Regions from separate parts of the Mus musculus genome. Here region 2 is linked to region 1. A link is a loop called in an ENCODE intact Hi-C map of the cell type or tissue named here. Cell type or tissue: gastrocnemius. All regions are shown on one strand.

The links. Peaks named below come from ENCODE experiments on the same cell type or tissue, not always from the same donor. Only the 100,000 strongest peaks of a DNase experiment are listed, where the experiment ranks them.
Region 2: it touches region 1 in a loop (2.4-fold over the local background); 1 of 42 quality-filtered maps calls a loop at or near these places.

What each region holds. Positions count from the first base shown.
Region 1 is chr4:141,616,147-141,618,646 of GRCm38, forward strand. It overlaps Tmem82 (transmembrane protein 82), which reads right to left and starts at 2,487. Exons shown (of 6, transcript NM_145987.2): 1 at 1,753-2,487; 2 at 1,494-1,566; 3 at 1,149-1,323; 4 at 58-475. The coding sequence starts at 1,840. In gastrocnemius, a CTCF peak has its summit at 1,310; DNase peaks (open chromatin) are centred at 1,337, 1,713 and 1,968; H3K4me3 peaks cover 1,186 bases.
Region 2 is chr4:141,820,793-141,823,292 of GRCm38, forward strand. It overlaps Cela2a (chymotrypsin-like elastase family, member 2A), which reads right to left. Exons shown (of 8, transcript NM_007919.3): 3 at 1,438-1,535; 4 at 910-1,038; 5 at 533-669. Among named protein-coding and RNA genes, the nearest start is that of Cela2a, 4.0 kb to the right of the region's middle. In gastrocnemius, a CTCF peak has its summit at 1,509 (motif pointing left); no DNase peak of the experiment used is centred here.

The sequences.
Region 1 (2,500 bases):
CTGGGATGACAAGGGGAGTGTGGGCAATGGAAGGGACCCCAGTTCTGGGGCTCTCACCCTGCATGTAGATGACCAACAGTGTGTAACAGATGGTGAGCGGGGTCCAGAATCGCACGGCCTCTGAGGAGCTCAGGAAGTCCTTGTTGATGAGAGCCACTGCCGCCAGATCACTCACAGCAAAGGCCACTGTCAGAGTGCGGCTCAGGAGCCTGGGCATGCCGTGCTGGCTGGCCAGCAGGCCCAAGCAGACCCCACAGTAGCGCTGGCTGCTGTGCAGTTCATAGAGGCTGCAGATGTGGCGGGTTAGGCGCCGGGCACCCAGGGCAAGGAGTACAGCCAGCCCCAGGCTCAGCAGCAGGTTCAGGGAGCGGTGTGGGGCACCTTCCTGGAGGAAGCTCAGGCCACAGCTTAGCCCACAGCCCAGGGAGAACTGACACACCAGGAAAAGCTGGAGCCTTTCCTTGTTCCCGGAACCCTGCAGGGGAAGAGAGCCCAGCGTAGGCCACATGGCGGGAGGCTGGCATCAGGAGGGTGGTTTCTCTTGTTCATCCGGTTGGCTAGAGGGTGATGGGTCTGGGCCTTGAAGACCCGACTTCACAGGCAAACCGTGTGCTCCTTTGAGCGTCAGTTGCCACACTGGTGGAGATCCAAGAAGACCCTTAATTATTACAGCTGTCCGGACAAAATGGGCCAAAGCCCTCAAAGGAACTTAGCCAGGGCCGGTCAAAAAGCTCAGCAGAACAAGCCTTTTGTTTTTGGATCTCATGTGTTCCAGGCTAGCCCCAGACCCAATAGTCAAGGATGGCCCTGAACTTCTCATCCTTCAGGCAAGGTTGTCACCAGGCCTGGGTTTACACGGTGCAGGGGATCAAATCCAGGGCTTTGTGTGAGCATGCCAGGCAAGCACTCTACCAACTGATCCACACTCCCAGCTCACAGAACCGACATTTACACGGGTGTGATTGTGTGTGTGTGTGTGTGTGTGTGTGTGTGTGTGTGTGTGTGTGTGTGTTGGGTCTGTCTCGTACTGCCAGGCAACAAACTAAAATCTATGGTTTCCATCTGAAAGTGGGGGTGGGGTCACTAGGCTCTATTTCCCAATCCAGAGGATGAAAGTGGCCCAGAGTGGCCCCACGCTGTCGTCTCACCTTGCCCAGAGACAGCAGAGTGGACACAGCCCGGAGCGAGAACTCCAAGACGACGAGGGCGGCTACCCGGGACCCTATCAAGGTCAGGAACAGGGTCAGACCAGCCAGATGCAGCATCTCCAACGAGGCCCATTGCGCGCTCAGCCGCTGCTTTTGGGGCTGCCGCTGGGGGTCACTGTGGGGGCAGAATGGGTGCCGGCTGAAAGACAGGATCACGGGGTCCTGTCCCGTGGGAGAGTTGCCAGGGCTCCAGCTCAACTCTCTCGGCTCTCTCCAAGAGAGACCAGACTCCGCTCAGGGACCAACTGCCTGGGCAAGGTGGGTGGGACCGACGTGGACACTCACTTGACACAGGCCACGAAGAAATAAACTTTCAGGAGACTGTTGAGAACCGAGACTCCAAGGGCCCCGATCAAGCCTGAGCCAGACAAAGGAGAGGGTGAAGGGGGGGGGGCGTTAGTGTTGTCGGGGAGGAGGCAGGGTGAGCTCAGGGGGCAGCCAGGAGCCGAGACCCCCACGTGGATGTGGGGCCCACCTTGCACTCCGCCCACCCGCGGGAGGGACGTGGCGGGGAGGGGCAGGTGTGCATCCCAGAGGCGCTCACCTTGCAGAAGGCTGTCGAAGAGACTGGAACCCCACTCAAAGGAAGGGAGGCTGGGGAGCCAGGAGGAGAGGGAAGGCAGGGAGAACATGGCAGCCTCCAGGAACCCTCAGCCTCCGACCGGGTCCGCGCTGGGACAAACCCAATGATATCACTGGTCAAAGGTGTCTCTAGAGGACAGGGGAGGGACTAGGAAAGGGTCAAAGGCCTGGGGGCGGGGCCGGGGAGACAGCTGCCTTAGATCTTCCAGGTTGCTGGATTCAGTGGCACTGTCAGCTCGCAGCTGCTGGTGGCTTCCCATTCAGGTCTCAAGGGCAAAGCAGTTAACTGGTTCTGGTCTGTCCCCGCTAGACTTCAAGGCCACCATGCCTTCCGGAAGTCCCTCTTCGGCCAGCTCACCTGGCCTTCCCCCTCTCAGGTGTGGCCCGCACTCAACCTGAAGTGTGACTTGGCCCTCTCAAGTTCCCAAAGCAGAGCTGCTCCCCGCAGCGCTCTGTCTCTTCGGGCTTCTGAAAATTAGTAGTTTAGCTTCTACAAGCCACAGGGAAAGAAGGGTTTGGAATCCCCTTAAGACTTAGGTTGAAGCTGGGCGTGGTGGCGCACACCTTTAATCCCAGCACTCGGGAGGCAGAGGCAGGCGGATTTCTGAGTTCGAGGCCAGCCTGGTCTACAGAGTGAGTTCCAGGATAGCCAGGGCTACACAAAGAAACCCTGTCTCGAAAAAAAAAAAAAAAAAAAAAAGACTCCGGTT
Region 2 (2,500 bases), 200 kb after region 1:
GATCAGAGCACTAACCGATCCAATGAGAAGACATGGGATAGCCAAACCCAGCTTTAGGCAGCAAGAAGACAATCTGAGGGCCTTGGGAATTTCATGGTGTCCCGGAACCCTGAGGTCTCCTTGTACATGTTATTCTGAGCTCTGGCCTTGGGCCACATGAAAGACACAGTGTGGTCAATGCACAGTGGATACTAGTTAGTACTAGTCTTTACTAGTAGTCACTAGTGCTTCCACGGACTGTCTTCTCTCGCCTTCTCTGTCTCTTGTCTTCTCTGTACCTTGTCAACCCTATATAGCCACTACCCCACTCCCTGTGCTGTTCTCTCCCATTTTACAGATGAGGAAGTCACCATAGGGGCTCAGTAATGTGCCTGAATCATACAACTAAGAATGCTGAGATTTGAACCCCAGACATAGTTACCAGTCTCCACTAGCCTGTCCCTCTAAGGCAGCCAAACACCCTAGGGACAGAGGTACCAGCAACTCCCTTCTCTGCCAGGCCTTGGGGGGTCCCCTGCTTGCTTATACTTACTCTGCAGCAGGCCCCAGCCTGTGACATAGCAGACATAGTTTCTCGGGAGAATGGTGCCAGCGGGTGGGAGGCAAGCTGTCTGGATGTTCTTGCTCAGGGTCACTGGGCTGGCCAGTTTGATTAAGGCAATGTCATAGCTGGGTCAGGAATAAAGATAGATCAGAAAGTGTTTTGACTCTACCCGTCTACCTTTGTCATTTCCCATGTATGACCCCAGGCTGACCCTGCAGGCAGGGTGGCAGGATGTCCCATGGTGTTTGCTTCTCCCTCCTCCACCATTCCCACATGGGCCCCTGTAACTCCCTTCCCTTCAGAAGAGGCAGAGGTGTGTGGCCGCCAACCCTACCCCTGAGAGCCCCAGACAGGACAGAACATACCCATTGCCGACGTTTTGGGAGTTCCACCTCTGGTGGACCACAAGCTTAGAGACTTGAACAGCAGCAGAGCCAGCTCCGGGGTTGGAGAGGCTGTGTGCGCCCAGCAGCACTCGGTAGGTCTGATAGTTGCTGTGAGGGGCAGAGTAAGAGAGAGGTCCATAAACTCTTCCCCCCGCCCCCTGCCCTCCAGTCTCTGTGAGCAAGGACAACCTAGTGCAGAGAGCTATCAAGGAAACAATCCAGAACCATTACTGGTTATCCCAGGAAGGCAGGCGCTGGGCTGTTTCTTCCTCTGTATCCTTCTGGCACGGGGCATTCAGTGCAGTGCTGTGTATGGACCAGGGAATCCTGCAACCCTGAGCCACCTATAGATGTGCGCCTGCGCCGAAGGCAGGCGCGTGAGGATTCTCTCCAGGTCTCATTTACAGCCCATGGATCGGTCCAGTTGGGGATCTGTGCTCTAGGGCTCAGTGCCACTCCAGGACACCGTGAACAGCTAGGGAGCAGGTAACATTGGAGTTCTGTTACCTGAGGCAATGGGCAGCTGTCAGAACCCAGTTGTTGGCCACCAGGGAGCCTCCGCAGTTGTGGCGCCACCTTCCGGAGGAAAGGACCTGCAGGGAGACCTGGGGGAGGGGGATGGAGAGAACAGATGCTTGGGTGGGAGAAATTGTTTCAAAACAACAGCAAAACCTAACACAAATCTACGACGAACAAAATATTAAAAATTTGACTAAGAAGGGCATGATATGTTTTTAATGTCAACACTCAGAGCCCTGGCCGAGACAGGAGGATGGAGAATTTCAGGCCAGCCTGGGCTACCTAGTGAGCCTGCATTGTAGCACTTAGCTCAACCCTCATCCTGTGTTTTCTTTCATTTCTGAAAGTCTGGCTATGTAGCCCAGGCTGACCTTTAACCCCGCCCCTCCCCCCACCCCCATCTTCCTAATCTACCTCCCAAGAGCTAAGATTGCAGGTGTGAGCCACCATGCCGGCTCACCCTTGTATTCTCGGTTCACCACAGCCAGAAAAATCCCTTCTTAACATAACTCTGATGAAAACTATGCTCTGCCCAGACCATCCTGAGGTTCCTCTCATGTAAGGTAATTTGATGAAGTCCTACACTATCTCTTTGCCCTTTCAGGCATTCACTTCCATTCTGTGCCAGCCACACTGACCTCTGTCGAGCTGTCACTCGGTTAGGCTGACCCACCACTGTCTTAAGGTCTTTGCATTTACAGTCTGTTGGCAGAACCTTCCCTACTTCCCACTGGTCTCTTCCTGGATGCCACCTTCTCCATGAAGTTTCTGTGACAACCCAATCCAAAACAGTGTACACAAGCATGTCAATGTTTTCCTGGCAAGTTTTATGTCAACTTGACCCAAGTTAGCCTCATTTGCAAAGAGGGAACCAAACTGAGACAATAACCCCTCTCGATTGGCCTGTAAGCAAGCATGTGGTGTATGTTCTTAACTGATGATTGATGGCTGATGCAGGCAGGACCCTCCCACTTGTGGGCGGAGCTACTTTTGGGTTTGCCAGGAGAAAGCAGAGTGAGTAAGCTATAAGGAGCAAGACAGTAGACAGTAC